Linked DNA regions of Homo sapiens: region 2 is linked to region 1. The links are chromatin loops, found by intact Hi-C in ENCODE. Cell type or tissue: OCI-LY7. All regions are shown on one strand. Links, peaks and the distances in the headings refer to the core of each region. The heading gives the core; the rest is flanking DNA. Region 1 has its middle 250 kb from the start of PTEN. Region 2 overlaps PTEN (phosphatase and tensin homolog).

Evidence for each region. Hi-C counts contacts between places; a loop is a spot of excess contacts. Peaks named below come from ENCODE experiments on the same cell type or tissue, not always from the same donor. Only the 100,000 strongest peaks of a DNase experiment are listed, where the experiment ranks them.
Region 2: it touches region 1 in a loop (2.5-fold over the local background); 5 of 110 quality-filtered maps call a loop at or near these places.

The regions. Positions count from the first base shown.
Region 1 is chr10:88,107,595-88,119,870 of GRCh38, reverse strand. No RefSeq gene overlaps it. Among named protein-coding and RNA genes, the nearest start is that of PTEN, 250 kb to the right of the region's middle. RefSeq lists an enhancer at 5,017-5,356. In OCI-LY7, for the core only: CTCF peaks have their summits at 5,155 (motif pointing left) and 5,357 (motif pointing right); DNase peaks (open chromatin) are centred at 5,330, 6,020 and 6,430; H3K4me3 peaks cover 2,031 bases; H3K27ac peaks cover 2,500 bases.
Region 2 is chr10:87,971,494-87,983,769 of GRCh38, reverse strand. It overlaps PTEN (phosphatase and tensin homolog), which reads right to left. Exons shown (of 9, transcript NM_000314.8): 9 at 11,840-12,276. Among named protein-coding and RNA genes, the nearest start is that of PTEN, 110 kb to the right of the region's middle. In OCI-LY7, for the core only: no CTCF peak of the experiment used is centred there; no DNase peak of the experiment used is centred there.

The sequences.
Region 1 (12,276 bases), core at 4,326-6,825:
GCTTCTAGAACTTTGAAGGTAATTAAAATCATATTCGTATATGTATCTGTCAAAAGTCCCCAATATTGGTGGGGAAAGAATTAGGCAGGGGAAATGGTGATTCATGTTTAAATAAGTAAAATAAGTATAATAAAACCACTTTATAGTAAATTTTCTAAGATTGCAGACTACTTTTTATATTTCTTGTGGTTTCCATAGAGCCTAGCATTGTGCCTAACACATAAAAAATGCTCAATAAGTATTTGTTGAATGAGTGCCTCAACCAATGAATGTATGAATATGGAAACAAAATGTGGTTTATTTCATTTAAGCACATATAGCCACAGTGTCAATTGAGCCAGAAAGCAGGGATGTATGTCTTTAAAGAATCTTGGAAATCCTTGATGGAATGTACCTATTCACTTATAATTAGCATAAGTATTATTAAAATGTTGCCCTCTTCAATGGGCTAACATTTTCCTTGTTTACATTACTAATTTTCTTGGCAAGCCTTCTTTCACAAATACAGGTCAATCCCAGCTACAAGTTCTGTACACAAAGCCGCTGACTCTGCTGGTGTCCCGTGTTGACACTGGATTACTTTACCCATCTCCTCTGCACCTAACTGGTTCATCTGCAGGATTCATCTAACTCATCCTTTCACAAATGTTTCTCTTATGCTTCTTTGTGCTAATCTTTATGCTGAGTACTTCACATATATCATCTCATTTAATTCATACAACCTCTGAGGAAGGCATATTATTATCCTTACTTTTCAGATGAGGAGCCTGAAGCTAAAATTGATCAAGTATCTTCACCAGTTTTCCCAGTTTGCCTACCACAAAAGTAGTTCCTGGCATGCAGGCCTTGTGGTTTTCAAACGAGGACGGTCCCAGGCAAGCTGTCCCAGTTTGACTGGGACCGGGGAATTTCCCAAGACATGGGACTTTCAGTGCTAAAGCTGGGAATGCCCTAATGCACACTGGAAGAGTTGCTCACCCTACTCTAGTCATGTGCCCAGGGCCATTAGAGTCAGGATTCAAAACTATGTCATCTGATTTCAAGGATCTACTTTTAAATAGCCTGCCCTGCCCAGCCGACCACTAGTCCTACATTTCTAGCTGCTTCAGAGACATCCCACAGTTACCTCACACCCCAAATACCACCCTCTAAAACATCTCTCTTCCCTTTAAGCAAACTGTGCTACTCTGTTAAGTAACATCTAAAGGTATCCTTATAATCACTTCCAAATTTCTCAAATCCTTCCCTCCTTTGCTTTTCCCTTTACTAGCACCCTGGTCCAGGTCTTCAGCGCCTGAATTCCCACAACCAAATTGTTTCTCTGCCTCCAAGTGTCCACCCTGCACATCATCCTCAGATTTATTCCTTAAGAGGGTAGACATGAAAGAGAATTCACAGTCCAGCCTTGTATCTGACATGTTAAAAAGCTAAGGCAAAGAGAATTCAATAGCGCCTCCAAAGCTGCATCAGGGCAGAGCCCAGTATAGCACCCACATCATCCTCACCCACAGGCCCGTGTACTTTCCAAAGCACCTACCCTTGCCTCTCCTGTGTTTCCCTTTGGCCACAGAGCAAGTCCAAATTCTGCATCTGAAAACATTTCAGCCTCCTGGTCCTACCTACAATTCTACCAAGTACCCTCTCTGCTCTGCTAAGTTTGTCTGGCCTTTGCAGCTGCAAACCTCTGGACCACCTCTGCATCTTCTCTTCTGTTTTTGCCCACCTACTTTCCCTCCATCACTGAGGAGGTTTTTAGTGAGCACCTATTATGGACAAAGCCTCTCTCTAGTGAAAACACAGAAGAAGACACAGTCCCCAAAACAAACAGCTTTCACTCTGGCTCAGGTTTCACTTCCTCATGACCCCTCCCCCAACCCCTTTCCTCATAACTTTCCAGAATACACATTTTCGGTACCAAGACTTTTGGCATTTAAGCTATTGAATCCAATTTTTTATCTGTTCCATGTAGGTGGGTCTCAATTTCTTAATAAGACTGTCAGGTCTTGGATATAGTGATACTGGAGAGCCTTTCTTCCTGCTCCCCACAAGACATCTGACCTTGTGATGGGTGTATAATCACTGCTTGACAATTTCTTGTTGAGCTGAATTAAATTGGTCACAACAGATTCTCTACTACAAACCATCCTATGCAACATTTTTTTTCTCTGATTCCAGTGTACATAGCAGTCATTCTGCCAAAGAAAAACTTGACTGCATATTCTTTTCATTGCAGTCTAGAAGGGCAAGAGCTGACATCAAATTGACCCACTTACATTTCTTTTTCCACTACTAGGGAGGAACCCACCTCCTTCCGTGCTCTTCCTCCTCCCCCAGACATCTCAAAGAACCTAATCACCATCTTCTGAATCCTCCCTGTCACCTTCCGCCCCCTCAGCCAAATGCACATACCACCTCAAATACTGAACCGCAACTCAGATTTTTAAAGTTCAAGAATGAAGAAGAAGAACCAATTGACTCATTTTTCCTTGATTCAAAGTGCTGTGGGTTTTCTAAAGCAGCCCCGACACCCCTTATGTGGGCCTATTTCTGCAGCCAGGGCAGACCAAGGGGCTCCTACTTCCCTAGCCAGATTGAACAATGAACCATAAATTACACAGCCTTGATGTGTGACCTTGGGCAAATAAGTCGCTTCACTGCTCTGGGCTTAGGATTCCTCAGCTACAAAGGGAGGCGCTTCTCTGTGGGCTGTCTGAGGACCCCTCCACTGGCACATTCTATGACTCTGATTTCTTTCTCACTCCTAGATTCCCTCCACAGAGCAACCTGCTCCAAGAACAACTCCAGGCCCAGTAAATCTTCCCTTGCCAACACAGCTCTACCGCTGCCAGTGCAAAAGGTGGAAAGATGATTTCTTTTCTTTGTTTTGTTTTGTTTTTAATAAGTTTCATGCTGAGAAAAGCTCATGAAAACTGCTAGTTCACCCAGGATGGAAAGACACCCCCAGTAGAAGGGCAAACAGAGCTCAGGGGCTCTTAGTTGCCCTATGGAGGCAAAGTGACTCTAAAAGCTTTGTCAGTTTGATTTCAGTGGCTCATAGGATTCTTTGAGCCATTTGCCCTCTCAAAATAGACAGTAAGTAGACAATGAGTAGGTCCTCAGAAAAGCCACTCCTAGTTTTGGTATTTTGTGGATTCTTTATTTGGATGACACACAGGGCATCAGTTCCTATTGGCCTTTTCTTGAATAACTTGCTTACAAAGGAGAAGGAAATGCTGCTTAAACCACAATTGCCTTCCATGGAGAGCAGCTCTTCATAAATAAGAAACCCTTTGAATCTGCTGCGTACCTTGATGAGTTTGGATATGCAAAATGGACCCAGAGCAAGATGTGGAAAGAAAGGCAGGGAAGAGTTGAATTGCTCCGCATAACTAAAAAGAAAAATTGGAATTTGTCAGGAGAACCCAGGAAGGATGAGGATGAGAAAAAAGAGAGAAGGCTGGAGAGAAGAACCAGCAATTTGAATGAGGCTGAGGCTCTATGTGGGGTGCAATGGCCAGTGAAAAATCTCAGGGATGGGAAGGCAGAACTTGGATGACTATTTTCATATGTGGCTGTGTGCTGTTGCAATAAGACCGTCTCCATCCTCCTCTTAAGTCTACTCTAAAATCTTCTCTGCAAACTTTCATGAATAAGTGGGGATTTTTGTTTGTGTTGGTGAACTCAGGGAAGAGGCTCAATTTCAGGTATGAGTCAACATGGATTAGAACAACAGAAAGCATAGAGCCACAAATTTAAAAAGCAGGAGTTAGAAGCCAGGAGTGATTACAAGACAGTAATCCCCAAGGAATTTGGAGAAATTGTGAGATGCTCACAGTGTATTGAGTTGGTGGTTCAAGCTTATGTTTTCTAAATACCAAATGGGAAAGAAATTTGGAATTTGTTGGAAGAATCCAGGAAGGATGAGGATGAGAAAAAGAGAGAATAATGAAGAGAAGAACCAGCAATTTGGATGAGGCTGGGGCTCTATGTGGGGTGCAATGGCCATGCACATGTGTGTGAATGCACACACACACACACACGAGTGGAAAAAAAAATCTTGAAGAAAAGGCCGAGGGAGAATATTTGACCAGCCCAGGTACAGGGGAAACCTCACTAAAAATGAGCTGCTGCTCCCTGGAATCTGAGGGCTCTTCTCTAAAGATAGAGCAGATAGAGCCTTGGGCAGATAGAGCCTTGGTTCCTGGCTAGGCAACGAAAAGGCAGCATCAAGAGAAGAGGCAGCTGCTGGCTGCAAAGGAGTGTGGATATGCAGGCCAAGCGCTGTCCACAGTGAAGGAAGTTAACCAGGAGATTGTGATCAGATGAGGTATGAATTTCTCTTGATGGTTCTGTGTTTTATATAGAATATTTGGAAATGTCTAAAAATCATAGCACCTCAAAGTTGGAAGACAGCTTCCCCCCTATAAACAGTCACTGTTAAAGCTATTAAAGAGTGTGAATGTACATTAGGAAAAACTGAACCAAGAAAGAGACCCGGGAGGGTTTGATGGTGGGAAGAACCAAATTCCTGCCAACCAGAATAGAATCCCAGAGAAAAATGGATGCTAGCCAGAGAAATAGCCCCTTCCATAGATTGTTATCTAGGGAGAAACAGAGGGAATGAGGAGGAGTCCAGCACAGCCTCAGACAGACATATCTGGGCTCTAAAGCACCTCCCTTTCTATGTTTTATGTCTTTAGTTTCATTCATTTTTTCGCATATATTTACTGAACATTCAGTACAAGCCAGGTACTTTTCTTGATGTTAGGGAGACAGAGATAAAATAATCAGATAAGGCTTTGTTCTCTTGCATTTAACACAGGCAATAAACAAGAGGGAAGAACATGAATGAATAGGATTTAGATGCCACTAAGTATCCTATGAGTAAAATAAAGCCGACACTTGTCACGAACAGTGACTTGGGACAGGGCCTGCTTTAGGAAGAGTGGTCAAGGAAGGCCTCTCTGAGGAAGGCTCCTCTGAGTTGCAATAGAAGCAATGAGAAGGAATCAGCCTTAAGAAGACGTTGGAGAAAGGCATCCTGAGCAGAGGGGAGGAAATGCAAAGGCCCTAGGAGGGCAGGGGGCAGGCAGGTGGGGTGGAGCTGGAGAAGCGCATCTGGAGTAGAGGCTGAGAACAAAGCCCAGGGGCAGGTCCTGCAGGTCCCTGAAAGCCATGATGAAGCCAATCAAAGTGGGCAGCCATCTGGTGCACCGTGGCGGAGAGGAGTTTCCTTCCTGCACTGGAGGAGGCCACTTCTCCGAGAAGAGATGCATGGAGTGAGCTCTGCACCCACACAGGAGACTCCAGGAGTGGTGCTTACAGCGAAGAGCCACCAGATGGCTCCATGAAGAGATGGCCCACTTTGCTTTCTCCTGCCATTGCTGACGCTTTTCCTGTTGTAAGGTAGAAGCACTTTTTCCCATTGAACGAAAGCTTCTTCAACAATCAGCCACTTTCCTTTCCTTTTTTTTTTTTCAAACAAAATGAACCAATAGCAGCCAGTAAGTACAACAGGGCAGGCCAAATAGAAACCATCTTTGCCATCCTGACAGCTAAAATAAACAACTCCTCCTAACCAGGGGGCTTCCTCTGGGCTCCATTCCTAAGCTCCCCTTTTCTCAAAGTGCTGTGCTCAGTCCAACAGGCTGGATCACCCTCCTTTCCAGAAAGTCAATCCTAGGAAAAAGGAATGCCTAGCCCAGGCCACAGGCCAAACTTTAACTCTCCAAGTAGATTACCCAGGAAGTAATAACATCTGAGCACTTAAACAACTCACTGTGACAGTGTGCATGAGAACATGGGGCTGGGAGAGCAAGAGGAGCTTCAGAATAAAAAGGCAGACAGGATGGTGGCTACTTTCACAAAGGTTTTCTTGCAATAGTATGTATTAGTAAATCAAGTCAAGAATCGCTCCAGACTGTCCAACGCCCACCAGCCCTGGAAACTGTTGTTTGGTGTGAAAGAAGGAGCTTCAGAGAGCAGCACACAGCTGGCATCAAGAAGCAAAGGTCTGCAGGACTTGTCAGTGAGTCTAATGAACTCATCAAGGAGCCACAGGGCCCAAGGCTTTTCAGGACACTCTGAAGAGTCAACAGGGAAAAAAAATAGCCCATCTTTAAGGAGCCTGCAATCAAATGTTGGTCATGAGAACTCTTGCCCAATGGAATTTTTTCCTTCTTTTTCATCTGTTGGAATTAGTCTCTCCCTCCCCTGAGCTCCCACAGTACTTGGTCCATATTGTAGTTATACCCAGACCTGTGTCCCTCAGTAGATGGAGAGCTCCCTGAGCCCAGGCCTACCTGTCATCCACATTTGTGTCCTCTCACCCACTCAGGACCTCCCATAGAGCCTGGTGCCTGGCTGGCCCTTCACAAATGCTCATTGAACTAAATTTTGATGTGGAAACAGGAAGCCCAACCACAGGGCCCAGGGGAGAGTCTGTGAAGTGAGTGAAGCGTTGAGTTACATTGGATCTGAAAAGTACTCTTCTTAGCACTGACAAGGCCTAGCACATGGTCAGCCCTTAATAATGGTGTTTTGTTGTCTTTTTTTCCTCCTATGAGGTAGGATTTAAGAAGCTTAAAAAAATTTTTTTTGAAGTTCTCTTTTCCCTCAAATCCCTCCCCTCTCCCTGACATTATGCCTATAATCTCTAAATGAGTCAAACTAGTGAGATAGGGCAGTGAAGGGACCTATGTTAAATGAAATCTGGGACGGCAACTTGTGTGGATATTATTATCCCCTTATGGAAAATGAGGAAAACGAAGCTCAGAGAGGCTAAGTAACTTGGCTACTGTCACACAGTTTGCAAGTTGCTAAGCCAGGATTTAATTCTAAACCTGACTTCACGATAGTCCTGCTGCCGCTGCGTTAGGCCAACCTTGCATGGTGGCATGGAACCAGAGCAGAGCTTCCTAAAGTGGGCGTCTGTAGGGGGATCATGGATTCTCTCCAAAATGCACATCTCAAGGTTTCACCCTTACCTACTTAAGTCAGAAGAAAGATCTGGGAGAGAGAATTGCATGTTTCTTTTCTTTTCTTTCTTTCTTTTTTCTTTTTTTTTTTGTTTTGAGACAGAATCTCACTCTGTCGCTCAGGCTGGAGTGTGGTGACGTGATCTCGGCTCACTGCAGCCTCCGCATCCCAGGTTCAAGCAGTTCTCATGCCTCAGCCTCCCAAGTAGCTGGGACTATAGACATGCACCACCACGCCTGACTGATTTTTTTATATTTGTAGTAGAGATGGGGTTTCACCATGTTGACCAGACTGGTCTCGAACTCCTGAGCTCAAGAGATCAACCCGCCCCGGACTCCCAAAGTGCTTTGATTACAGTTGTGAGCCACCACACCCAGCCAGGATTGCATTTTGATAAGCTCCCCAGGTGGATTCTTATCCCCATGTTTGAGAACCACTGATCGTGGGACAAGAATTAAAAGTCTTTGGCTCCTTTCTCCTATAAGAATGGCCATAATCAAAAAATAGAAAAATAATAGATGTTGGCATGGATGTGGTGAACAGGGAACACACCTACACTGCTGGTGGGAAGGTAAACTAGTACAATGACTATAGAAAACAGTGTGGAGATGCCTTAAAAAACTGAAAGTAGAACTACCATTTGATCTAGCAATCCCACTACTGGGTATCTACCCAGTGGAAAAGACGTCATTATACAAAAAAGACACTTGCACACGCATGTTTATGGCAACACAATTCACAATTGCAAAAACATGAAACAAATCCAAATGCCCTTCAATCCATGAGTGGATAAAGAAACTGTGGTGTGAGTAGTATGATGGAATACTACTCATCCATAAAAAAGAATGAATTAACGGCATTCGCAGGACCTGGATGAGATTGGAGACTATTATTCTAAGTGAAGTCACTCAGGAATGGAAGACCAAACATCGTTATGTTCTCACTCATAAGTGGGAGCTAAGCTATGAAGATGCAAAGGCGTGAGAATGACACAATGGACTTTGGGGACTCTCGTGGGAAAGGGTGGGAAGGGGGTGAGGGATAAAAGACTATAAATTGTGTGCAGTGTATACTGCTCGGGTGATGGATGCACCAAAATCTCATAAATCACCACTAAAGAACTTACTCATGTAACCAAACAGCACTTGTTCCCCAATAACCTATGGAAATAAAAAAATTTTTTTTTAAATATCTTGCTGTGGAAGTGGCCAGTAGTGAACTCCAGTGGATCCTCCTCCAAGAGTCAAGAGAACAATTTTAGGAAGCTGTGCTCCGGGTCAGAAGGACAAACACTCCCTTCACCTTTGGACATCAAAACTAAAACTTAGTCTTTACATCAAGGGTAACACTATGGCCAGTCAGTAAAGCATGAGGTTCAAGGCTGCAGTTCTGCTTTTTTCAGCCTCTGCGTCTTTTTTCAGTCTTGTTGTGACTAGAACTTAGAGACCTTTCTATAAGAAAGGGCAATGATAAATGAATGAATATATATATGGTGGGGAAGGAGAGAATGATACTGTTAAATATATGTAACAAATATTTAATATATGATATACAGTGTGTGTATTTAACAATATTGTTTTCAATGCTCTGTTCTCCAACTCTCCCTGACACAGGTACACACACACACACTTAAAGGATATATATGTCATGATTTACTTCTTTTTGACAATTCCCATTGGGGCAAATTAAAGGTGAAGAAGTAACCCTGAAACTTGAAGCTATATGATGACTTTTCTATCTGCCTGACCAAAAAGTAAATAAATAAACCAAGAAAGTCCCTTGGTTAGTTGCTTTCCATGATGAGTAGGAAGAGAGGGCTGCTGTGCTAGTCCATCATCTTCTCATGAAAGGTCACTGGTGTCGTTTCTCCAGTAACTTCTGGAAAGATGAGCAAGCATACCAGAGAGGTCCTCTAAACACAGCACACAAACCTTCACTTTTGGAGGAAGGTTCGTCTTTCCCCTGCTTTGCTGGCAGTACATGGTGTTTCAGCAAGACTGCCACCCCAAAAAGGCTTGTATGGTGAGTTTAAGAACCATGACGGGCTAAATCTTCCTATGGCACTGCTCTGATTATGTATCTCACCAGCCATGACCCCTTTAAAGGGCTCCCAGTTGCCTACTTATTTGGTTAAAATCCACTAGCAAGTTAGACCCTTCTCACCTCTAACTGCTCCTTTGGAAAACATTCCAGGATTCCCTCACACCAAGTAGCCTCCCCCATAACATGTTCCTATGGCACTCTCAACTTCCCACCCTTCACACCCTCATGATTTCTTAAGTATTTGTTTAATGTCACCAGAGCTAGACTGCTCAACCCTGTGTTGGTGGGGACCAGGTCTTTTTGTTCACATATCCAGAACAGTGGCTGACACTGAGTAAGTCCTCAAATATTTGTGACTCACCCAGTGACTGACCAACTTACTTACTATTCTGGTCCTAACTTAACCTTTTCAGCTTCCTCTCCTGATTCTCCCATACATACACCTATGTTCCATCCAAATCTACCATTCCCTAACAACTGTCTTTACTTTTCCTCCTCTGTAACTGTTCATGCTCTTCCTTCTTCTTGGATAATGGACATTATTTTCATCCCAAATAAGGACAACCAAAAACTGAGAAGACAGAAGAAATTTTTTATTGATGTATAATTTCACATACCATAAAATCCACCTGTAGTTTTTAGTATATTCACAAGTTTGAGCAGCCATCACCATTATCTAATTCCAGAATATTTTCATCACCCCAAAAAGAAGCTCTGTACCCATTAGCTATTGTTCCCAACTCCTCTCCTCCCCCAGCTCCTGACAACCACTAATCTACTTTTTGTCTCTATGGATTTACCTATTCTAGATATTTAATTTAAATGGGATTATATAATATGTTGCCATTTATGTCTGGCTTTTTTCACTTAGCATGATATTTTCAAGGCTCACCCATGTTGTAGCATGTATCAGTACTTCATTCCTCTTTATGGCTAAATAATATTCCATATGTGTTGATATGCCACATTTTATTTATTCATTCATCAATTAGTGGACATTTAGGTTGTTTCTATTTCTGGTTATTATGAATGATGCTGCTATAAATATTTGCATATAATTATTTGTGTAAACATGTGTTTTCAATTATCTTGGTTATATACCTAAAAACAAAATTTCTGGGTCATAGGTAACTCTATATTTAACTTTTTGAAAAACTGCCAAATTGTTTTTCTAAAGTAGCTGTACCATTTTTACCTCTCTACCTGCAATGTAAGAGGATTTCAGTTTCTCTACATCCTTGCCAACACATGATATTATCTGATGATGATGATGATCATGATGACAATTGCCATTCTAGTGAATGTGAAGTAGTATCTCATTGTGGTTTTCATTTGTATTTTTCTGATGGCTAATGATGTTGAGCATATTTTCATGTGCTTATTGGCCTGTTTTATATTTTGTTTGGATACATGTTTATTCAAATCCTTTGCCTATTTTTAACTGTATTTTTTTATTGTTGAATTGTAAAAGTTCTTTACATATTCTAGATTCTTATCAGACATATAATTTATAAATATTTTCTACCATTCTATGGGTTGTCTGTTTGCTTTCTTGATAGTGTCCCTGAAACACAAAAGTTGAATTTTTGATGACGTTCAGTTTATTCTTTGGTTGCTTGGGCTTCAGGTGCCATATCTAAGAAATCATTGGCCAAACTAAGGTCACAAAAATTATGTCTTTGAGGATGTTGCCTTCTAAGAGTTTTATAGTTTTAGCTATTACAGTTAGGTCTTTGACCAATTTTATGTTAACTTTTGTATTTAGTGAGAGTCAGAGGGTCCAGATGGATACTTTTGCATGTGGATATCCACTTATCTCACCACACTTGTGGAAAGATTATTCTTTCCCCATTGAATATCTTGGAAAGAAGAAACATTTTTAAGACAATCTTGACCAAACAGTCTGGCCCTGATTAAAAAAAATAATAATAAAACAGCCACCACAGTCTGAGGTATGACAGTCAAGACTGCAGAGATTGGCTGGAATATTTTGTTCCTACCTACGATGTGAAAATTCCATGAGAAGCATCTCAGCCCACCTCTCCTATATATATATTAGTAGGTTTTAACCTTGTTTAGAGTAACTTATCCAATGAGATTGTGGGCTTTTTAATATACATAGTAATATTCTGCTTAAAATGTTAAAAAGTTCACAGACACCCTCAAACAAAAATCCTATCCACAGATCTTTGGTTAAGAATCCCTGCTCTACTCTCCTTCCCACAGAGTTCTACCATTGCCAAGGCTGAAGCGACACCCCTCAGTGCAGCTGACTCACTTTGTGTTCTATTTATTTGTTTGTGTGTAGCCCTGATCTCTCCTTTAAGCTCCACAGTGCCACCTAACTCCTAGATATGTGTACCTTGTGCCCAGGCATCTCCAGCTCAACACATTCAGCTCATCATCTTCCCTCCCCCCACCCAGCTCATACCCCCACTTCCCTTTTTCTGGTCACAGTGCTGTTCTTCCCATCACGCAGGCTCAAATCTCAAAGTCATCTTCACTTCTTCTTCCTCTCACCACCCCTCCCCCAACAGCTAATTCAGTCTCCAGGTTTATATAGTTGTTCCTTTAGCCTAACCACCTGTCAGTACCCTGCCTAGTCCAAGCTCCTATTCTGAGGCCTGGGCTGATGCAACAGATGTCTCTGGCCTTGCTCATTTCTTGCCTTTGGGTTCTATACTTTCTAATTTATTTGAGTGCCAGACTTAACAGGTGAAAGGATAGTTCTGAGCATTTCCCTCTCTGGCTCAGAAAATCTTAATGGCTTGTCGTGGTCCTCTAAATGCAGTGCAAACCCAACTGGTCAGAAGTCCAAGAGCTTCCATTCTCTGACTGCAGCCAACCACCTGGCTTCATCTCCCGACTCTCCCCAGACTCCATGTCCCAGCCAGTAGTGGCACCAGTGACATTATTTGCACCATCATGCCACTTACCTTCACTCACTGCCCTGCCACCATTCTTGGCAAGCTAACCCTGCTGTGCCTTCAAGCCCAGCCCACTGTGATTGCCTCTATGAGGACTTTCCTGATTGCTGCAGGAGGACTCACTCATCTCTCATAGTAATTTACTTATTTTTATGTGACTTTTGCCATTATTGTGCATCTGACACCTCTCTTAGCACACAGCAAAATGCCTTGAGCAAAATGCTTCCTTAATGAATATTGGTCACATTCAGCAGTGATTCTCATAAGGGAATGTGAATCAGAATCACTTGGGGAACTTTTCAAAATACCCCACTTTGGGACCCAGACC
Region 2 (12,276 bases), core at 4,854-7,353, 140 kb after region 1:
GTATCAGGAAAAAGTAAGACTACTGTGGGGTGGTGATGTCTATTTTTGATATTTGGGGATTAACATCCAGTGAGACCAAAAAGCACAGTTGTGTTTCACCCTGCTGAGGTGTAGGCATACAGTAGCACATACACAATTTCAGATTTGCCAGGCAAATGAGTGAGAAAGAGAGTGTCAAAGAAATTAATAATGTGCTATAAGAGAGTGATTATAATGATGAACCAGGAAATGGGTAGGAACATATGTAAGGATAGAAGAGGGGAAATGAATAATGAAAAAGAGTTAGGTTCAGTGGACTTTAAGACTTATGAGGTTTAAATATGCTGAAGTAGAAGTAGTATAAAAATAAGTGAGTGGGCCGGGCGCGATGGCTCACGCCTGTAATCCCAGCACTTTGGGAGGCCAAGGCGGGCGGATCACGAGGTCAGGAGATCGAGACCATCCCGGCTAAAACGGTGAAACCCCGTCTCTACTAAAAATACAAAAAATTAGCCGGGCGTAGTGGCGGGCGCCTGTAGTCCCAGCTACTTGGGAGGCTGAGGCAGGAGAATGGCGTGAACCCGGGAGGCGGAGCTTGCAGTGAGCCGAGATCCCACCACTGCACTCCATCCTGGGCGACAGAGCGAGACTCCGTCTCAAAAAAAAAATAAAAAAAAAAAATAAAAAAAAATAAGTGAGTGAAAATTCTGGAGGTGATAGAGAGGTGGATGCTGGAAAACACAGGTTTGCGAGATCTTTGCTAACTGGAAATGGCAGAATCAAGCCTATTACAATGGGAGCTGGTGATTGGGGTGGAGGGAAGGAAAAGGTCAGTGGAAATGATTGGGTCAGGGGGGTATAGAATATATCCAAATTGATATTAAATATATTATTTTACATATATTCTTTCACATATGTGCATTTGTAACTAAATTAAAATAGTAGATATTACAAATAGAAAAATTAGTGAATGAGATGTGAGGAAGTAGAGACAAGGGTAGATTTTCCTTTTTGAACTTGAGTTTTAAGAGAAAGAGGAGAGTGATAACTAAATAGAATACAAGATAGAGAAAGCTTTCTTTTTTCTCTGTTTATTGATAAAAATGGAGAGATTTAAGAATATTTTTCAACTCCAAGAAATGATCCAAAAGAGAGTCAAATGTTGAAAATAAGAAGAGAAAGAGATAATCCAATAAAACACAATCTTTGTCCTGGGAAAGAAAGAGCACTGTAGAAAAGTTAGCTTTAAACAAGAAGGGAGGCCAGGCACGGTGGCTCACGCCTGTAATCCCAGCACTTTGGGAGGCTGGGGTGGGCGGATCACCTGAGGTCAGGAGTTCAACAGCAGCCTGACCAACATGGTGAAACCCTGTCTCTACTAAAAATGCAAAAATTAGCCGGGCATGGTGGTGCATGCCTGTAATCCCAAGTACTCAGGAGGCTTGAGGCAGGAGAATCACCTGAACCCGGGAAGCAGAGGTTGCAGTGAGCCGAACTCGTGACATTGCACTCCTGACTGGGCAACAGGAGCGAAATTCCCTCTTGGGGAAAAAAAAAAAAAACCAAGAAAGGAAATATTTTTTTCCTCTAAAATGAGAGGGAGGCAGGTCAAGGGAGGTAGAGAGTTGGTTGATAATAGAGAAAAGAAGGACAGGATGTTGAAGCAGTCCAGGCAGCATGATAGCCTTAATTTTCTCTATTCAGTAGAAGGCAAAGGAAGTTTCTGAGAATAAAAGAGGTGCGAGGGTTGGACCAAGCAGCGCAAAGAAAGTCTGTGGAAGCTGGATCCAGTGGCTCACGCCTGTAATTCCAACACTTTGGGAGGGCGAGGCAGATGGATCGCCTGAGCTCAGGAGTTCAAGACCATCCAGGGCAACACGGTGAAACCCCGTCTCTACTAAAAATTAAAAAAAAATTTACTGGGTGTGGTGGCACACACTTCGAGTCCCAGGTGTTTGGGAGGCTGATGCAGGAGAATCACTTAAGGCCCAGAGGCAACGCTTGCAGTGAGTCGAGATCACGCCACTGCACTCCAGCTTGGGCTACGAAATGAGACTCTGTCTCAAAAATAAATAAATAAATAAATAAGAAAGAAAGTCTGTGGAATGGAAGAGAACTGTAGTAGGATGTCAACTAGTGTTAGATTACAAAAGCAAACACTACTCACCATTTGGACCTAAGTTTTAGAATCCTGGCAGTCAGCTAGCAGGTGTATTGGATAAGCATGTCCCCTTTTCATGCTGCCAGATGTTCAGGGTCATGTTTGGATGGGAAAGGCAAAAGTAAAGAGAAGGCACCTTGTATCACTTTGCCCCTAACAGGTCCTTATTGAATATGAAGTCTCCAAATCTCCACAAATTGTTCTTCTACCATAAGATCAAGTTGCTAAGGGTGTCCAGGCAGTGTACAAATTTGCTTTAATCACAAGCACTGTGGAATTCCTTCAAAAACATGCTGTACAGGTGGTGACAGAAGGAAGTGAGAACATGTTTAACAACCTGTTTACAGGCAAGATAAGAGTTTCTTGTTGTGTGTAGTTTTGTCTTGCAAGATTAATTTATGCAATAGCATTGCCAAATGTTTAGGAGCAAGCCATGTTTCTAGGGAAATATACTATACTGTATTCAAAACTGTACATGCAAACCCCACATTTACAGATGAAGAAACTGAGGCACAGAGGGAGTAAGTAAGGTCATAGAGCTAGTAAACAGTGGCACCAAGAATTAAACCAGCGGCCAGACCTGGTCCAAAGCCTGAACCCTAAACTTCATCCATTTTACCTGAAATACATAAATATATTTTGTACACTCATTCATTTATTCAGTAATACATACTGATCAGCTCTCTGTTTGAAAGAGGAAGGGAAGACAGAAAGACCTCTTTGTCCTCCTCCTCCTTCCCCTATGACAAATCTGGGTGCTGCTGGAGCCCAAGCATTCATCTGAGCACAGATTGAGAACACAAATTTAGATCAAATGCACACCAAATGGAGTCTTCTGTGAGGTCCTCTTGTCAGAACTATGACCCAGTCTCTGCTTGTGTACCTCAAAATGCAAAATGAAAAGTAAAATTAGGTTCCTCTTCAAGTTATTATTATTTTGTTGGAAACTCTATTAGCTAGAATTACCCTGTCCAGTAGAAATATAATATGAGCCATATATGTAATTTTAAGTGTTCCATTAGCCATATATATCTTAAAAAGTAAAAGAAATCAGGTGAAATGTTTTTAAAATATATTAATTTAGACTGGGAGGTGGCTCATACCTGTAATCCCAGCACTCTGGGAGGCTAAGGAAGGTGGACCACTTGAGCTCAGCAGTTCGAGACCAGCCTGGGCAACATGGTGAAACCCTATCTCTACCAAAAATGCAGAAAATTAGCCATGTATGGTGGTGCACAACTGTGGTCCCAGCTACCTGAGAGGCTGAGGTGGGAGGATGGCTTGAGCCTGGGTGGTGGAGGTTATAGTGAGCCAAGATCACACCACCACACCCCAGCCTGGGCGACAGAGTGAAACCCCATCTAAAAAAAAAAAAAATTTATATATATAATTTAACTCACTATATCAAAAATATTATCAATATGTAATCAATGTAAAAAATTGACAAGATATTTTGCCTTCTACTTTTTATACTAAGTTTTCAAAATCTGATGTGTAATTTATACTTACAGCAAATCTCACTTTGAACCAGTCACATTTCAAGTGCTCCATAGAGACATGTAGCTTAGTGACTGAAGTCACTATACGACAGTGCAGAACTAGAATATTACTCATTGTGAGGCAAACTTGGTCTCTCCAAAGTTCTACTCATAAGTTCCAGTATATGTTCCTGGGAGTGAAAGAGTACAACTCCATCTTTTTCTGGGGCTTTAGAGATTATCTTATCCAGCATTTTCAATATTGCAGATATAGAGCATAGGTCTCGAAGTGAAGTAACTTACTCCAGGTCATTCATTAAGTTGATGGTAAAGCCAGGATGAGCAACCAGATGTTCTAATTTCCTGTGCTATGCTCTTTCCACAAGCCAATGCTACCTTCTCTCACAAGGCAGACTTCACATATTTTATAACACTTGAAAATACCATTAGACTTCTGTTCTGTTTTAGTTTTCCTCGTGTGTGCCTCTCAGACCTGCCCTTTGCCCAACACATTTTGCATACTGCAAGTACTTTATAAATGGTTTTTATTCAAATGAGATTTGTGCAGTTTATATAAGCAATATGCTATACAGTTATTATTCAACTGTTTTATACAGTTATGCAAATATTTTTGTATGTACATCACGTAAAGCACTGTGACAGGTGATCATAAAGAAAAAATGAAATTTGAGAAGGCTTTGAAATGACCTACCTAGCCCTCATTGACATCTGGTAATCACCGAATTATCTTCTAATGTTCTTAAACTAACTGCTACTGAATATATTAAAGTCTTTTTCTGGGAATCAGTGTTAAACATACTGGCCTTCATTACCCAGAATCCATCCTTCTGGAGAGTTATGGCAATCTTTTCTCATGTCTTTGTCTCTGAACTCTCTCCCATTTTTCTTAATTTATCAGGAATTACTGCTGGTAATTCTGAGACCTCATTTTCAAATTCCTTCAGCACTCTGAAAAGGAATGTGTTTGGGCATGTTAGGGAAATGTTCTCTTACTTGCGTCTCTCCAACCAAACCTCTAACACCAGTGATCCTCAAAGTGTGGCCCATGACCCCTGTGGGTTATAAGTGATAAAATTCAAGCTTTTAAGCCAAAATTAGTATTTTTAAAATCTTATACCTGCTACCATGAACTTGACAGCTTCCGAATATGTAAAGACTATCCTGGTGAGCTCGGTGGTGATATTTTTAAAATGTGACTTTTTTTGCACTGTATAATGAAGTATGTCTGCTGGGGGTGGTGGCTCATGCCTGTAATCCCAGCACTTCGGGAGGCCGAGGTGGGTGGATCACCTGTCAGGAGTTTGAGACCAGCGTGATCAATATGGTGAAACCTCATCTCTACTAAAAACTACAAAAATTAGGTGGACATGGTGGCACACACCTGTAATCCCAGCTACTCGGGAGGCTGAGGCAGGAGAATCACTTGAACCCGGGAGGCGGAGGTTGCAGTGAACCGAGATTGCACCACTGCTCCAGCCTGGTGACAGAGCAAGACTCAGTCTCAAAAAAAAAAAAAAAAAAAAATTCAGAAAAATGAAAAAAACAAAACACCACCTCATCACTAACATTTTTGTTTTAGAATACATGGTTATTTTCGCTACAATGTTATTTATATTATCATGTGATTAGCTTGTTTTTTTAATAATCAGATGATGTCTCAGTTTTCATTTCTTATGTAGTAAATATCAATAACAAAAGCCCTTTGAGATCCTCAGTAAGTTTTAAGAGTGTAAAGGAATCCTGAGACCAAAAGCTTCAGAACACTGCTTACACCAGTGTTCTGTCCATTTCGGTTTGAAAATGAAAGACCTTCTTGTTAAGTTTTTATAGGAAGTAACATATATAACACAGTAGTAAATGGCCCAGGCTTGGCAATCAAATTGACCTACATTTAAATCCTGACTTTGCCATTTACTAGATCTGCTATATTCAACAAGTTATTGAACCTTTCTGTACCATAGCTCCTTGTGTATGAGATGGATATAATTGTACTTCCTATATTATGGGAATTAAATGGCAAAACTTGTTAAACTATTAAACCCAGAATTATCACCATTACAAAAATTTATACTACCTTTTACAAGTAATATGGTTCTAATATAACAATGGGAGGCATTCTAAAGTCTTGAAATTCTCTTTCTGAATCAGGAAGTCATTTCTCCAAACATAATACCAGCTCAGTTTTCCTCCAAACTCATCTTAATGTTTTCTCATACCAGATTCCTAGGCACTAGCAGCATTAAATATCACATTTTTTTTTCTGCTGTAATATTGAAAAGCATGCATTGTGCCTACATGATAGGTCAATTTTTGTATGACATCTCTGTAATAACGTCACATTTGGAAACAGTGCTGTTGCAAAGGCTGAATCGGAAGGGTTAGGCTGAATCAAAGTGTTAATATGAGCAGGTGAGCGAAGCAATTACCATGTACTGTCTCTAAGGATGAGTGTGTCAGTGATCTAGTGATGACTTTGCTAAATTTTAAATTGCTTTTTACTGCAGGTATACACTTAATGGACCCAACCAGAAAACTCTGTCAATGCATACATCACCTTGGGCTGTTTTGACGTATTAAGACTGTGTAACACTGTAACAGCAAATTCTCATAATCACCATGTTTGGACCTGTGATAATGCTAATTCCTTTACTTAATGTAATTGACAAACAACAGGAACTTCTTCAAATGTATCTGTGGGAGCCACATAGATACACTTGGATTAGTATTTTATTCAGGCTCCCTGAGGCTTATTACAATCAGATATATTTCACTTTTCGAAGCTTCATCCACCTTTAAGACTCTAAAGCCATGATTAGAATTGGATATTTATAAAGTTATCTTCAAGTTTGCTGACTCTTCTGTCATTTCCATTCTTCTATTGCCCATCTAGTATGTTATTTCAGATATTGTACCTTTCAGTTGTAAAATTTCCACATGGTTCCTTTTATAATTTCTGTGTCCTTGCTGAGAACTTCTGCCTTTCCATTCATTCCAAGTGTGTTTATCTTTATCTCATGAAACATAATTACAATAGCTGTTTTTACATCTGATAATTCCAACATCTGGGTTATTTTGTGGTTACCATCTCTTGATTGACTTTTTCCCTGGGAATTTGTCACATTTTTCCGGTTCTTCCTAGTTAAGTAATGTTGGATACTGTGTTGCATAGACTCTGGGTCCTGTTAAAATTTTCTGAAAATGTTTGATTGATGATTGATTGATCAATTGATTCAGGCAATCCACTCGATTAGGCTCAGGCTGCAAGTTTTGTCTCATCATTTATGAGTGATAATTCCAATCTGTTTCATTTTCAAAGCCTTTGCTATGCTTCTTTGGTCTGTCCTGTGCATGCAAGCTCAGGAGTGAGCCCAGGACTTGTAGAAGTTCAAACTGAGAATTAGAGGATTCCCTTTTCCAGCTCTCTTGTCTTCAGGATTTCCCCAACCCTCCCCCCACCCTCATACTCCATGGCCACTGGCCCACAGGAGACTCTTTTTCTGGTTCCTCTGGCCAAAAAGCTTGATTTATCTCAGTGTGAGCTGCTCAAGTCACCGTGGTTGTGCAGCTCCACAAGTGGGGCCCACCCTTGGGGCGAAGCTGTTAAGACAATAGAAGAAAAGAAACATCCCTAATATAGGTTGCTTTTCCAAGTTTTGACTCTCTTTCATCATCTGCCTTCTTCCAAATATTTAAAGACTATTCTTGTCAGCTCTAAAAAAGTGTTGTGATATTTTTTTAAATGTGATTTGTTTTTCTGCATTGCATAATGAAATGTGTCAACACTGGAAAATCTACAAAACTCAGTGAACCTGTATTTTCCAAATGACTCATCGATGATGTCACAAAATCAGGCCGGGGTAAAAGATCTATTCAAAGAATAAGATAAACTAATGAGTTTGAATAAAACAGTGTAGAAAAAGTTTATTGATGGTTGTCATCAGTAGGGGACAGAATTTAGTGGTTTTATTCCACCTTGGCTGAAACCAGAAGTTCTCCTGCCTACTTCTCCAAAATTTATCTTACATCAATCTCCCATCACTTACTCTGCTCTAGCCTTTCTCTTCTTACGCTTTCCTAAGTGACCAAGTTTGTTCCTACATCAAGCCATCACACTTGCTCAACTCTCTGTATAAAATCTGTTTTCCCACTCTAAAATGTAAAATCTATGGCCTTTTCTCACTTCTCCACTATTGTATTCCAACTTGACACAGCAGGCATGCAACAAATACTTGTTAGGTGGCCGGTTGGCCTATTTAACTGAGAACCAATCACTTTAAACAGTCTGGGCATTCTAGTTCAAGCAAAAATAAGGCACAAGTTTATTTAATGGATTTTATACCAAACTAGCAAATCAAAGAACTGTAATTCTGGGTTTTGATATAAAAATATATACCAACATCTTATCATCTTACCTGTCAAGAATGTTGCAAGATACATAATTTTCTCATTTGTAGCTTGAACAATTGTTAAATATTTATCTTCTTTGCTGTTCATTTTGCAGGATTTATGCCTTGTGTTAGCTTGCTTTTCTTGTGTCAGTAAACAAAAAAAAAATTTGTCATGACTCCATTACCTGTGAGTTGTTTTAGACTTGTTTTCAAGAGATGAGGTCTCACCCCGTCGCCCAGGCTGGAGTGCAAGGCACAGATCATGGCTCACTGTAGCCTCAACCTCCCAGGCTCAAACAATCCTCCCAGCTCGGTCTCCCAAGTATCTGGGACTATATGCATGCACCACCATGCCTGGATAATTTTTTAACTTTTTTGTAGAGACAAGGTCTTGCTATGTTCCTCAGGCTAGTCTTGAACTCCTGGGCTCAAGCAATCCTCCTGTCTCAGCCTCCCAAAGTGCTGTGATTACAGGTGTGAGACACCAAACCTGGCCAGACTTTTTTGTTTGCTTTGTAAACTTGATTCTGTTTAAGAGGTAGTATGCATAATATGGTAGAAATAAGACTGCTGTGGGTTCAAATCCACTTCTCTATTTACTAGTTGTGAGAGACACCTGGATGATTTAAGTTCCCTTTCAGTCTTTGTGCATAAAATGAGATAAAATCATTGAAGGATGGGTCAAGCCTGTGAACTGACTACTGCAGCATGACACACACTGTGGGCTCAGAACAATGCTATTCTCTTCCCATCCCCTGTAGCAGCCCCCAGTAGTCAGAGTTAATTTGGGCTCTTACCATGCTTTTCCTTCTGTTTTCTTTTCTCTCCTTACTTCAGCTTCCTCTCTTGCTGTGCGCCTTCACTTTGGTCTTTAGGTAGGTGAGCTGACTTATCACAGAATTCCTATGAATTGTCAATGTCTTCAAGTTTTCTGAGGTAGAATTGTGTTTAATTTTCTAGAGAAAGATTTGAGTTGCTTAAAGCTTCAAGTGTCTCCTAGCCAAGTAAATCATGTTCAAAGTGATATTTTTGTTTTAACCCTATTGGATTTTTACAGCAACAATGGCTCAGTCTTCTCCAAGGACAGCTAAACACATTGAATAGTTCTGCTGAGTCTAACAGAAGGGAAAATTTACCTTATGCCTACTCTTTTACCAAACACTAAAAGGTATTTTCCCTTTCAAGCATTTATTTAATATACAGTACTAATAATCCTAAAAGACATATGTATTATTCTTATGAATTATGACTATACACAGTAAATGAAGTATTAGCTAATTAATTAAACAACCACTGTACTTCCATTGTTAAAGATAACCATGTAAAATATTGGGCTTTCCTGTTAATGATATCTCTGCAGAAATACCGAATAACACTTAAGAAGTTTGGTAATTTTCGTATGCATTTGTGAAATTTACATATATTTCTCTTCCTTATAGGTAATAAGGACTGGAAAATGAGATCTCAAGGACATGATTATAATTGAAAAGAGAAGTATAAACATGACTATAATTCACTAATAGTTCTTCCACATATCACGATCTGTTCTAATGTCAGTTAATTGGGCTACTTTAGCTCTCTAGGTTTTATTACTGAGAGAATATTAGCTTACTAGAGATTATTTTTACAGGTTATATTTTTGCTAAATTTCACAATATTTACAGGTCACATTTAACTGTTTATATTATTAGATAGGAGCATATAACTATTTTCATTCTCAGGTATTTCAGATTAATAAACCCTACAGTAAAAGCATGGCTTATTTCCTTGAAAATTAAGTTTGAAGCCTACTTACCAATGTTTAAAGGAGCAGCTCACAATACTATTGGAATGTACTTTCAAATTCCAATGAGGTTGGGTCAGGAAACATTCTAAGTAAATTCTAACTCTTAAGCCAAAATCAAGGGACATATACAATACTTTTTTCTAAATTTACATGACAATTTTTCTCACACTGGGAAACACATTCACCTGCCTTAAATCCTTTCTAAAGCAAAGTAAAATGTTAAAGAAAAAAAGAGTCTCATTAAATTCAGAATGAAAACAAAATGCAGTTGCTCAGGAAAATGTCTTTAAAGTTGCTTAAATCTATTTTAAAATTAAGCATTAGAGGAGGAAAAGTTAAGAGTCAACATTTTCTTTTAAAGTGTCATGCCTAATTTTATGTGGCTGCCCTGATAGGAAACTGATCACTAGCAAAAGGTTAATAATGCCCTTATACAGTTGCAAATTTCTATAGTATCAAATATTCAATTATACTATTTTCCTTTGATCACAAAGTTAAGCTTCTTGAACTTTGAGGTGAGACGAGGTAAGAGGTGAGGGGAAAATAGAAAATACTTTTTGTGAAAAAATATTTCTTTTACTAGATATTGGTACTTTTCCAGAGATTTTTGCTTATGGGTTAAGAATGAAAACACAACACTAGGCCATAAATTTCATCCCTTCTGTTTGTCAAGTAACTCAAAATTTGTAACTGTTTCCCATCAATAAATCATAAATGATATTTCCTTTCAGCTTTACAGAAATGTTTTAAGGCCATAACAGAACTTTAATGTCTTCTGAAAAGAGGTAAGTATTGTCAAAATGCACAAAGAGTATAATTTAAATTTAAAAACTCAACTTGGAGAATGAAAAGGAACAGACTGTTTGTATAGAGTTTGCCAAACCAATTTAGAAAACAAAATGGTTTTAGAACATTGCGACTATTTTGGGTGGTATTCCTAAAAATTCTCCCTAGATATGCCAACAATCATCTTAAAAACTCAGAACTAATGTACAGAGTTGTATAAAGTGAGAATAAAATTGTATAGAGGGTTCTGAGTGCATCTCGCTGGTTGAAAGAATGAAGGAAAATCCCAATGCCACTGTTAGTCAGCAGTCTTCAAATCTTACCTTCCCAGTGAGGCCTGTTCTGGACTACACCATTCAACACTGAAATCTCTCCACCCAGCAATCCTGAGCTCCCTTACCTTTCATTTCTGCTATAGCACGCATTACCTTACATATAGTATGTTGACTATTTTCCCTTGCTAGAATGTAAGCTCCATGAAGGCAAGGTCCTGCTGTTCACCCACTTGTATCCCAAGCATCTAGAACAGTGTCTGACACATATCTGGTGCTCAGTAACTATTGAATAACTTGCAATTTAGAGTTTATTGCATCATGTCATTTAAAGATGCCATATTTCATTTTGCTTCATTCTTAACTCCCTTTTGTAGCTCAAGAAACCCTTCCCTGATCTTTCCAAAGCACTGTTTTAGTCAGGATATAACTTACACTGTGATAAAAAATTGTCCCAAAGTATCAGTCTAAATGGTTTATTTCTTATTTATGCTAATATCTAACAAGTTTAGCGTGGCAGAAGGAACAATTTGAGGGAGTTCTGCTCCAGTATCACTCAAGACCCAGGCTGACAAAGCTGCACCATCTAGAACATGCAAAATCCTTAATCACAGCAGTAGGGGAAGAGAGAAACTGGATGGTAAATTTTTTTCATTGCCTTTACAGAAAGTGGAGTGTCACACTACTTTCTGTATTACATTAGAATAAACTAGTTACATAGGCCTCATTCAACTGCAAGGTGATGGAAATTTTGGGGAGCATAATGTTTGATAACCATTATCACATGCACCTCACTTTCCACAGCATGTATCACAATTTATAATTGTTAATGTAAATTCTGTTTCCTCTACTGGAGTGTAAACTCTTCAAGGGCAGGGATAGAGGGTGTGTTTTGATCACTAATGTATTCCAAACCCATATATACAGCAGGGACTTGGTATTTGTTGAATAAAAAGTTTAAAACCGAATAGTCAAAATAATTAACCTTTTTAATTTTTTAAAGGAAAAATACTCTCCATAGGAAGGCATTTCTATTTTTTGTCCATCAGTAGCCAAATGGAACTTGATATAAACACTTCCAGTATGCCAACTTTGGTTTAATGCACAACTTTGAAAATAACTCATTAAAACACACATCAAGATGCTACTAACAAATTCATTAATATCCAAGATTCATTACTGTATGTCAAAGGTCATCCAGGATTAACATTTTCATTACAATGAACTGTGAAATTCCAATGAAAAATGTTTGCCTGAATTAAATTATTTAATCTCTCAAATTGGAAGTCTAGCACTCTTGAAAATCAAATTCACACACACACAGACACACACACACACACTTACAAACTGCACATTAGGACATGAGGGCAATTTAATGGAAAAAGAAAATAGAAACTGAAAGGGC